Regions from separate parts of the Homo sapiens genome. Here region 1 is linked to region 2. The links are chromatin contacts, found by Hi-C or POLR2A ChIA-PET in ENCODE. All regions are on one chromosome and are shown on one strand. The core of a region is the stretch at or near the end of the contact, and the rest is flanking DNA. Distances in the headings are between cores, read along the strand shown.

Evidence for each region. Hi-C counts contacts between places; a loop is a spot of excess contacts on that map. ChIA-PET counts read pairs that join two places held with the same protein, here RNA polymerase II (POLR2A).
Region 1: a loop to region 2 is called in a map with no recorded cell type, with 5 times the contacts of the local background. The contact joins the enhancer-like site here to the promoter of CLINT1 in region 2. A Hi-C loop is called at or near these places in 1 of 37 single-sample maps with no recorded cell type. POLR2A ChIA-PET finds 5 or more read pairs at or near these places in 1 of 52 experiments (K562).

What each region holds. Positions count from the first base shown.
Region 1 is chr5:154,778,266-154,784,167 of GRCh38, reverse strand. The region is part of intron 1 of LARP1 (La ribonucleoprotein 1, translational regulator); the gene reads right to left. Among named protein-coding and RNA genes, the nearest start is that of LARP1, 26 kb to the right of the region's middle. RefSeq lists enhancers at 1-178, 1,780-1,879, 1,557-2,183. Within about 2 kb of position 1,692, at least 7 of the 41 ENCODE cell types and tissues checked have a DNase peak (open chromatin) inside an H3K27ac peak, as active enhancers do.
Region 2 is chr5:157,856,896-157,862,769 of GRCh38, reverse strand. It overlaps CLINT1 (clathrin interactor 1), which reads left to right and starts at 3,625. Exons shown (of 12, transcript NM_014666.4): 1 at 3,625-3,840. The coding sequence starts at 3,800. RefSeq lists enhancers at 3,337-3,576, 3,414-3,995.

The sequences.
Region 1 (5,902 bases), core at 443-2,942, 3.1 Mb after region 2:
TCACACCAGAAGAGGCTTTGCTTGTCAAGTGCTAATTCCTGAGGTTATAGCCTCAACCCTTAGCCTTCAGCTGGGGCCCTCCCAAATACAGAGAAATTGCTAGTGTCCTAGAAACTGCTGGCTCCCAGAGGAACGCAGGCCCTAGCCCAGCTTTGACTCACAGGCAACCCAACTGCCTGATATCAGTGCTGCGCCTCAGTCCAGAATGCAACACTCACCAGTTGTATAACCCTTGGGAGCATTACCTACCATTCTACCCCAGCGTCACCCTCCTTACTAATATTGGGTCTACAGGTGTGAGAACAGAAAGACAGATCTCAACCACTGAGATTTCTCACCAAAGCACAAGAAATGCTAGCAGCAAATCGCAGATGCACGAATTACACGTGTAAATAATATGTAGTGAGCATTTACTAGATACCACACACTGTTCTAAACTCTGGGCATGGATTCTCTTAATCTTGATCGTGTTGAATTAGTTTCTTTCATTGGTCCCATTTTAAAACGAGGAACCCAAGACACATGGTGGAAAGGTTATTTGCCAAGATAACAGCCAGCAAAGAGAGGAACAGGATTTGGAGCCAAGCAGTCTGACTCTAAAACCTGTGCTCTTAACCACTAAAAGGAGGTGGAAGAGAAGCTAAGGGGTATAAGTTACAACCTTATTGTAGCCAACAGGACAGTTTCTCAATAGCAGGGATGCCTGGGCATCATTCTACATACTGGGGAAAACCAAAGCCTGTTGCAGGGAAGCCTAAGCTAACAGCTGGACAAGTGGCACCTCGGTGGTTGGAAGTGCCTAGTTTCCCTACCCAGAGAGGCAAGGGAAACTACCACCAAGCACACCCAGTTTGAGTCTAACTCCAGCACTCTGGCACTGGCAGCACTATGAAGAAAGAGACATTCCTTCCAGACCCACCTCCCAGTTCCTCTCAGTTCTCCCAGAGGCTGCTCAGGGGGATCCAGCTGACATGGATTGTGCCCCACCCTCAGCCCCCAGATATAAGGAAGGCCACCACTATCTCCCTAAGCCTGTGTCCAGGGACCCTGACTGTGGAAGGCAGCAATACCATCTGAAGGGAGGGTGAGGCAGGCAGGAAAGAGTGCCTGGGTTATACTACCCACCTGTGCCTGTCCCTCCCAGGCCAGCCTGGGGACAGATTAACTGAAAAGCCTGGCTACTTTCAGCTGTCATTCATCCTGGGGATGGGGTGGAGTCATAGAGGGGAGCCTGGAGACCCACAGGCCTTTCCTCCCATACTGACTGACCCCAGGACCCCCTAAGCAGGAACATTCTTCTATGGAGTAAAGAGAATGCCATGTTAGCCCTCCTCACCTTGGTCACCAGCTGCTGCTGTCGGTACCATCTCTCAGAGGCCTCTCTGCCCAGTCCTCCCACCCAAATTTCCCTAGACCTGCGGATGAAATGCAGGAGGGGCTGGAAGGGCATTCTTAGGGAGAGGAGTGGGCAGAGAAAGGGAAGGAGAGAAATGTTCAGGTCAGATCATCTTGAGTTCCCACTGAAAGGAAGCTGCAGACCACCAGTCAGCTCAGGAATGCAGAGTCTGCATCCCCTTGGCCCGGGAGGAGGAGCAAGGGTGGGCCAGGCTCCAGTCACATGATGCTGGCCAGCCTGGCCCAGCCCAGGCCCAGCCCCAGCTGACTATCTTTAGCCTGTGGTGACCCAGGTGGCCCAGTGCTCCCACTCTCCCCGCCCAGATGTGGACCCAGCCACCCTCGGGTGGCTGTGGCCACTCCCACTGCTGGTACCAGTCCCTGAAATCTTGCTTCAAAGCTGATCAATAATCAACACAGCTGAAATATATCAGCGGCCACTAAAGCTCCTGGCCTCCAAGTGCCAGCTCCCTAACCCAGCCTTTTCTAAAGAGCACATTTGGTTCTAGTTAGAACAGTAATAATAATCACCTTTTACTGCATAAAGACTAGGTACCAAAAACTGACCTAAGTTGCTGTGTATGATTTTACTTAATTATCTCAAAAAGACACAATTATTCCAGTTGTCCAGAAAATGAAACTGAAGGAAGGGACTCGCCCAAGGTCACAATGTTGAAGAGCAAGATGACTGACTCCTCAGATCTAGTCATAGATCTCAATATAAATTCTCCTCAGGAGGCTTCCTGACTGCCCAATGTAAAGTGCCACAAAACCAGCAACTCTGGATCAAGTTCTAACTCAGTCTACAATTTAAGATCTTCAGGGTACTCACTACCGCCTGAAATGGTTGCATCTGTGTGTATCTCAACTCCACTAGACTGCAATCAATTACTGAGAGCTTACTACAGAGGTGTCCAATCTTTTGCCTTCCCTGAGCCACAATGGAAGAATTAATGTCTTGGGCCACACGTAAAACACACTAACACTAATGATAGCTGATGAACCTAAAAAACAAAAATTGCAAGAAAATCTCAATGTTTTAAGAAAGTACAAATTTGTGTCAGGACGCATTCAAAGCCGTCCTTTGGACAAGCTTGCCTTACAATGTCTTTGCATGATGCCAAAGTTTTTTACATGTAGTAGCTCATTTATTTTTCCGTTTTTTTTTTCCTTTTTTTTGAGACGGAGTCTCACTCTTGTCACCCAGGCTGGAGTGCAATGGCGCCATCTCGGCTCACTGCAAGCTCCGCCTCCCAGGATCACGCCATTCTCCTGCCTCAGCCTCCCGAGTAGCTGGGATTACAGGTGTGTGTCACCATGCCCAGCTAATTTTTTTGTATTTTTAGTAGAGACAGGGTTTCACCATATTAGCCAGGATGGTCTCGATCTCCTGACTCGTGATCCGCCCGCCTCGGCCTCCCAAAGTGCTGGGATTACAGGCGTGAGCCCAGAAGGTAGGTATGATGATGATTCCCAGTTAAACAAATGAGCTATGCACAATCAGCTTGCGGGGCTCCCTTGGGCTTTCCTAGGCCCTGGACTTCAGAAGCCAATCGTCTCAGACAGGTTGCTAGGCACACACAACTACACGCACACCTGACTCCATTACCCTGATGTGGGAGGCTGCCAAGCTCAGAGGTTTTCTTCCTGTCCTTGGTGGTCAGCCACCACCTCAGGTAACACAAACTCATTTTTTTATTTTTTGAGACGGAGTCTCACTCTGTCACCTAGGCTGGAGTGCAGTGGGTGTGGCACAATCTAGGCTCACTGCCACCTCCACCTCCCAAGTTCAAGCAATTCTCCTGCCTCAGCCTCCCGAGTAGCTGGGACTACAGGCGCGAGCCACCAAGCCTGTCTAATTTTTTGTATTTTCAGTAGAGATGGGGTTTCACCATGTTGGCCAGGCTGGTCTTGAACTCCTGACCTCAAGTGATCCACCCGCCTCAGCCTCCCAAGGTACTGGGATTACAGGTATGGGCCACCGTGGCCGGCCCACAAACTCATTTTTATTGTCCTTCCAATCTTAGGGCATCCTTTGTTGGAAGAGGCTTCTGAATCCCCAAAAAATTACTTTGGATTATTCCCATTATTGGAGTGGAGAGGGTGATCCCAGACCAAGTCAGGGCTGGAAAGACTTGAGAATCTCATTGTACATACAGAAAAACTGAGGACCAGGAGAGGCCAAAGTCACCAGTGATTTGCTGTAGAGCTGGCACTGGAACATCAAGTTCTTGTCTCCCAATCTAGAGCTCTTTGGCAAACCAGGAAGCCAATATCTGCTCCTCAACAAAATACACTCTGTGCCCAACTATATCCACTCACAGGGTCAGGGCAGGGCCTTAGGGACCCAAAGTGTCACAGGAACTGTTCCCCAAAATTACCGATACTGTCAAGAAAAACTACTCACATGGAACTGAAACACATGACCACAGGGGAGGGTGCTTTGAAGTGGCTCTGAGAGGGGCCCCATTTCCAATCCCTTTTTTCCTCTTTGAGCCCTGCCAGGGAAGGCTGAATGTCTCAGCTCCCTCTGGAAGACTTAGTGGGCCCTGGAGATCTTTTTCTCACTGTCTGTCTGTCCTGAGAGGCAGGCTGGGCACATTTGGTAGCCTGAAAATTCCACAGCAGTGGGAGGGACTTTCCAGGGAGGGTCATCCCAAAAGCAGATAGGAAGCTGGAGTTCTCGAGTAGCAACTAGTTCCCCCAATCCAGGCCAGCCTGGCCAGGCAGCCTTGCTTCCCAGGAGCTGCTAATTTGCCTCTCTCGGTGAGTTCAGGATGGCCTACAGGCTCCTTCAGTGTCATATGCTACAACCCAACTGGGAAAGAGTTAAGCCCTGGGATGCTATGAACATGGAGACAGGACAGGCTCAGCAGCCAGGGTGCTGCCCCACCTGCAGACTCCCCACCCCTGCACACGGATGCTCTCAAGGCACCAGCACACCCCTTTAGAGAATGTAGAGGGGGGCTGGGCACAGTGGCTCATGCCTGTAATCTCAGCACTTTGGGAGGCCGAGGCAGGCGGATCACCTGAGGTCAGGAGTCCGAGACCAGACTGACCAACATGGAGAAACCCCGTCTCTACTAAAAATACAAAATTAGCCAGGTGTGGTGGCGCATGCCTGTAATCCCAGTTACTCGGGAGGCTTAGGCAGGAGAATCGCTTGAATCCGGGAGGTGGAGGTTGCGGTGAGCCGAGATTGCGCCACTGCACTCCAGTCTGGGCAACAACAGCAAAACTCTATCTCAAAAAAAAAAAAAAAAAAAAGAGAGAATGTAGAGGGGGTCCGACCCCTACCCCAAAGCCACCCTACCAACAATTTACTATGCCACGGAGTTAAGAGACAGGTTAGAGCAGCAGTTAACAGCGTGGACTTTGGAGTCCATTCTTGGATGTACTAACCAAGAGCCATCATCAATTAAGTAACTCACAAGGCCAGGGGCAGATGAGTCAAAACTGAGCAATCTCTCATGTAGCTTGTAACTTGATAGGCATTAACTGGGCCACACATCAATGAGAGCCAAGCAACTAGGTTCATGAGGAGGCAAAATGACAGCTTACCGAGATGATCCCAGGAGTCAGACTTAACCTCTCACTTTCCTGAACTATTAATGGGGTCCATGACAGCTAGCTCACAGGATTAACAGATTAAATGAAGTAATAGTACCATAAATGCATGGTAATTATTTTTCATTTCTTTGGGGCAATTCTTGAACCTGACTGGTGCCCAAAAAAAGGTGGGGTAAGCGGGGAGAGAATATGGTTGCCAGATTTAGCAAATAGCAATTCAGGACACTCTGTTAAATCTAAATTTCAGATAAACAGTAATTTTATAGACTAAATATGTCCCATGCAATACTGGGACATACTTATACTAAATATTTGATTTATCTAAAATTCAAATTTAACTGGGTGTCCCCTGTATTTTTAGTTTGTTAGAACTGGACACCATAGTTAGGAAAGACTATTGCCCCATGTTCCAAACTGAAAGTGGAAGAGTGACCAGAGCCCTGGGCTAGAAGTCAAGAGACTGGTTGACAGTCCTGGCGCAGACACCAGAGCTCTTGCTATGGATGCTTGGCAAGAACTACCCTCCAGTGTCTTCAGTCTCTCTATTCAGAGGCCTGTGGTAGGGGTGGGCAGAATCCTATCATCCACAGTCCTTCCAGTTCTAACATCTTGTGATTTTGTCCTTATACCCATTGATCTCCATAAATGCAGCCGGCTTTCCAGGATAAGCTATTAAGATTTTTGGCATGCATTCGAATTATCATGTGAGGAGCTTGTCAAAACGTAGATTCCTGGGTCCCATCCTTCAGAGATTTTTTGCTCAGCAATGGTGGAGTCAGGAATCTGCTAGGTAATTCTAAGGTAGGTTTTCTCTGTACATACTTAACAGTTATTTTGATGTAACCTAATGAGTTTCAACTGTTAAACTGACAGGGGTACCCAAAACCACAATACCATATTTAATATTTTTAAATCAGAGCTGCACTTTTTTTTTTTT
Region 2 (5,874 bases), core at 2,376-4,875:
TCAGTTTGAGTACTACAGGAAACAGAAGCCAAGATGGAATTAGAAGTATAAGATATATTAGGGGAAATGCCTATGAAGGAAAAAGGGAAGCGAGAGCAAGAGCAGGTGGTAAGGGTCTGAGACCACAAGGAAGTTCTGACACCTGTCAAGGAAGAGAAGGAAGGAAGGAAGATTGGGTAGGAAGAGTATCTGATTGCAGCAAGGCTTTGAGGAAATCTGGGCCAAGTCGATGGGAAGCCCAGGTCAATGATTGCCCGGTGAAGGAGTCCAGCACTGGGCAGAAATGGCCTGGCTCCAGCACACCTTTCTCAGTCATTGCTGGGAATAGCCCTACAGAGAGTATGCCGTTGGCATAAATGATCCCAGAGGAAGACAGCAGGAAGCTGTCAGTCAACCACACTCCTTGCAACTGGTTCTCTTGAAAGTAGGTCTGAATGGTGCTTTTCCATGGCTGCCATACCCATGTACCATGAATTAAACTCCCCCAAGGGAACTCTAGGGAGGTGACCGCATGAAATAAGCAGTCAGTGTCCATTGTCTACACTGCTTCTCACAACACACATCATTAACATAACTGAGTATATATGTATATATATATTTTTTTTGAGATGAGTTTCGTATGCGATCTCAGCTCACTGCAACCTCCACCTCCCGGGTTCAAGCGATTCTCCTGCCTCAGCCCCCCGAGTAACTGGGATTACAGGCATGCGCCACCACGCCCAGCTAATTTTGTATTTTTAGTAGAGACAGGGTTTCTTCATATTGGTCAGGCTGGTCTCGAACTCCCGACCTCCGGTGATCCACCCACCTTGGCCTCTCAAAGTGCTGGGATTACAGGCGTGAGCCACCACATCCGGCCTTTTTTTTTTTTTTTTCCTTCAAAACGTGTGTTGGTTTGGCCTTACTAAAAGTGTCAGCTCATTTAGTAAAAAATATATGTTTTCCTGAAGAAGAGTGGGTGGAGCATTTTCTCATTTATTTTTCTACCATGAACATATTTGAATTGCCACAAAGAAGTTACTATGGAAACTGCTCTCGAACTTGCAAGATAAAAGGTAAAAATGGAACACTTTGTTGAAATGCAAATAGTCTCTGGAGATCACTTTTTAACAAAGTCTCCGGGTCTGATTTTTCTGAGTCCTTTAAAGGCTCTCTTGAATTAGAAGCGGACAGGCAGATTTTTTGGCTTTACATTCCAGATGGCTCCAGCTGACTGTGCAAATGTCACAGGTGACAACTCTAGGATGGGTCTAGACGTATGCAAACTTGGTTTTGGAATGAGCAAAGAGGCTGACAGTGCCCTGCTGTGAACACCCAAACAGGCCCAGGGGAGGGAAGGTGGTTGTTTCTGGGCCAGGCCCGTTCTGCAGGTGTACTCTGGACTCACTTGTTTGAAAGTTAACTTGCTGAGCTCTTATTTATGCAAAGTAGTTTCTCTTTCTTATCTCCTCTGGCCACATTCCATCTCTGGGATCTTGAGCTGGATAGTCTTTTCAACAAAAAAACACAAACTTCTTATTTGAAAGCCCTATTCCTCTACCCATCTCTGCTCATCTTTACCTGCCTCTCCCCACCCACCTCTCCAACTCACTTCATATCAGCCCAAGTACTCCTACCATTACAAAGCTCTGAGATAACTTTGGATTTCTGCTTGTTGTAATTTTCTGCCTGTCAATTCCTTCAACCTTGCTTCTTTCTCTTGGGGCCTCAATCCGAAAGCCTTACTGAAACTTTTTTCAAAGCTGCTTTCGGTAATTAAGTGAATGCAACTTGGAGAGGGTTTCCTGTAGTCTCAGCTACTTGAGAGACTGAGGTGGGAGGATTGCTTGAGCCCAGGAGTTTCAGATCAGCTGGGGCAACAGAGTGAGACCTCCAGCTCAAAAAAAAAAAAAAAGAAAAAGAAAAAGAAAATAGAAAAGAGGTGGTTTCACTTGAGGGACCAGGGTCCGAGGTTGTTTATTTGGGATTATTGTTACCTAGCTTCATGACTAGCAACCATCAATTTCACTTCTTTGTGAATTGGAGTCTTTATTTGATCCTTTCGAGGGATCCTTCCATTTCAACCTCCTAAGTAGCTGGCCTCACAAGAGTGTGCCCCAACGCCTGGCTTTTTTTTTTTTTTTTTTTTTTTTTTTAAAGACTGGGCTGGCAGGGGGATCTCACTTTGCTGCCCAGGCTGGTCTCAAACTCCTGGGCTCAAGTGATCCTCCTGCCTTGGCCTCCCAGCCTCCCAAAATGCTGGGATAACAGGCGTGAGCCACTGTGCCTGGCCTGTAATGAACTATTGTAGAACCTAAGATTGGCCTTTTAAGACGTCTTTTCAGGCTTTTGCATTTCTGACAAACGGATGACCCCACCCAGACCAGCCACTCCTCTGCTGGCCCTCCATCAAGAAGCCGATTCAGCAAAGGAGAACCATTTTCCATACTCCTCTGATTGCATCCCTAACCAATCAGCAGCACCCATGCCCTAACCCTCTGCTCACCAAACTATCTTTGAAAAACTCTAGCTTCCAAATGTTCAGGAAGATTGATTTGAGTAATAACTCTGTCTCTCAAGTGGCATGGCCAGCCTCATGTCAAACTCTTCACTGCAATGACTTGGTCGCAGTGAATTGACTTTATCTGTAAAGTGGGCAGAAAGAACCCGCTAAGCAATTACACTATATGCAATTATCTTAAATGTTTCCTTGATTATTATATGTTTCTTCCAATTACGTTTGAATTCCAAGAGAGCTGGGTCTTTAACTATATTCCCCACTTCTGGAACATACAAGATGCTCAATAAATATTTGTAGAATGAAAAGAACTGTAAAATTTCAGCAGATGGATCAAATGAAACTTAAGGTTGCTTGTAGCTTTAACATGAGCATTGATAAAAATGAGTAAGTAGAGAAGGAAGTGATGACAACCATTGCAACAAAGCAATGGAAGCAATGTGCATATTTATCCTTAAAAAACACAAACCTGTCATATGTATGTGTATGTGTGCGTGTATATATAATGTTGGCTTTTTAGTTTCCCGTGGAGTGTGAACTGAGTTTCTGAGGTTTATAGTAAAGCATTTAACAAGGATTTCAGGTAGTTGTCTAAATATAAAACATTGTATCATAGAATTAGAGCGGAAAAGGATTTAGAATACAAGTTCTTCAATTTTACAGGGGTGGAAACTAAGGCCTAGAGATCTAAGTGTACTTGGGCATTGGGAAATAAATACAGCGATGTGTCTGTCGATGAGGAATGCGTATGCCAATCATACTTCTGTATAATCATTACTAATAACATAGTAATACTGCCTTACATTTGAAAAGTGTTTGAGTGTGACTAGACCCTGCACCAGTGGTTCTGAAACTTGAGCGTGATCAGAATCACCTAGAGGATTTGTAAAAGCACAGATCGCTGGGCCCCACCTCCAAAATTTCTGGCTCGGTAGGTCTGGGGCCGGGGACTGGGAAAGCTTAAGAGAAACCATCCCAACTCCTCTCAGCTCTCCCAACTCAACCTCTCAGCTCTCCCAACTCAACCGGCCGAGCTCGGCACTCAGGGAAAACTACAAGTCCCGGCGTGCCCCGCGCGCAGCGGCGGAAAGTCGGACACTTCCGCTCCACGCAGCGCCTGTGCTGCCGCGTCTCGACGTGTCACCGGCGGCGCCGCTGCTGTGGCAAAGGAAGGAGCTGACTGGGGGAGTTCGAGGCGGCGGGCGGCGGTGACCCCGGCCTGGAACTGCCCCGGTACGGAAGTGTTCCGGGGTCCGTGGGGAGCAGGAGAGGGAGGCGGCGGACCGTCCCGCGCGGGGCACGATGTTGAACATGTGGAAGGTGCGCGAGCTGGTGGACAAAGCGTGAGTATCGGGGGGCAGTTGTGGCCGAGGCCCACGTGGGGGAGGGGGGAGGGGGAGAAGGAGCTGGCCTTGGGCTAGGGGTTGCCCACGTCACGCCCCCTGGCTCTGCCAGCCCCATCATGGCGGCGGCCCGCTCCTTCCCGGCCCCGGGCCTCATCCCCGCTGGCGAGGCTGGGGAGGGACCCTCCCTCGTTTTAAAAAAAAACATCCTCTTGGCCACCCTTCTCTCCTTTCCAGGCCTTCCCGTCCCTTCCCCTATTCCAACCCCTGGGTGCCGACGCTTTGGTCATAAGGGGCGGGTTGTTTGGCGCTGGGTCACTGCCCTGGCCGGAGGACTGTCTTGGCCCCAGGCCGTGGGCTTTGCCTCCTGGGGAGCAGGGAAGGTTTGGGGGTGGGGGGCACAATGCACTGGTTCCCTGTGTCCCTCAAGGTGTAGTACGGAGAGACCTTAGACCTGGTTGGGGTGTGTCTTTTATCTTCCTTGCCTCCTCTTAATTCCTAATGAACCTGAAGTGTTGGAGTGGGTGGTAGTAGTGTAACAAGTGGCTATTGTGGTCAGCCTGAAGTTACTCAAGAAGACACTCATCCTTTGCTTTTCTAACACTAGTGAAAGTAGATCACTATATGACTTCTTGCGATTTTTTCTTCTGTTTCTTTTTCCACTACACATCATTTTTGGTGTGCTACTTGTTCCATTCGATTAAATTAAGAGGTCATTAAGAAATGTCCTCTTAAGGAAAAAAACAACCCAGGTTTATATCCTGTTGATCTGCTTTTAAAAGCAGGTAAAACGACCAGTACGTAGTTGATTTCCTTTAAGACTGAAATAACTTTAGTCTCTTACTTGCACAAGGAAAACCTTAACTTTTAAAATGAGTATATCAGGTATAACAGTGGTTAAGTAAGGTCTTCTAGGCCAGCAGGAAATAAAGTTTAAGAATTTAAGCAGTCCTCTTCCTTTGGGGCTTTAATGATTATGCAATAAGTGTGGTGAGAAAAACAGTTGATTTGTGCCACCCACCTAACCTAAAATCAGGAAGTATAGATAGCAAACTGTTTTCTTGACACCAGGAAACAAAGTAATTTCCAGTGCCTTGTCTGATACATCAGATAGAACTTAGAGCTTGACCATATTTTTATATTTTCTGTGCTACCAAGAAGGCAATAGAGTGCCTAAGGAGCACAGGTTTCAGAACCTGCAAAGCTGGGTTCAAGCTTTATAACCTTGGGGAAGTTACTTATCCTCACAGTGCCCTAGTTTTCTCTGGTACAAAATGAAAATGCAACGATACCTACCTTAGAATGTTGTTGTGAGGCTTAAGGGTTAAGGGATTGTATTGCATATAAAGCCCTTAACAGAATATGTTTATATTAGTGTACTTTTGAAACTAGCAAATGTTTTGCATTTAGAGTGAAATAAACCTCTTTAAGAAAGAAGCTTCAAGTTTGAAAAGTGATTTGCTTTAATAATTTTCCTTTATAACAACTCATTTGGCTATTAAGGCTTCAGCTATTTATTTCGGACTATTTAGCTATTTATATATTCTTTGCTTTTGCTTACCGAAGATGAAATAAACTAGATCTTTTCCAGATCTAGGTTCATTGGCATTTTTTTAGTATATTGTGTAAAGATTAGGATATCAACTTAAATAGTTTTTTAAAGGCCAAAAGAAGACTAAAAGCTACCTTTTTTTTTTTTTTTTTTGATGGGGTCTCATTCTTTTGTGTGTTCATAACTCACTGCACCCTCCAACTCCTGGGCTCAAGTGATCCTCCCACCTCAGCCTCCCAAGTGGCCAGGACTACAGGCATGCATCACCGTGCCTGGCACTGCCTCCTTATTTCTCAGTCAGAGGTCAGAAGAATAAAACCATTAAGAAACACCTTGTTCTCTTAGAGGACCAAATTTGTGGTACTCAAAAATTTGAAGAGGCTGTACATTGTTCGTAAGACAGAAATCGAGGCAATATTCCTACTATTGTTGTACCTTTCATATTTGCTTATCACACTTGTTACTAATCTTCACGTGCTTTA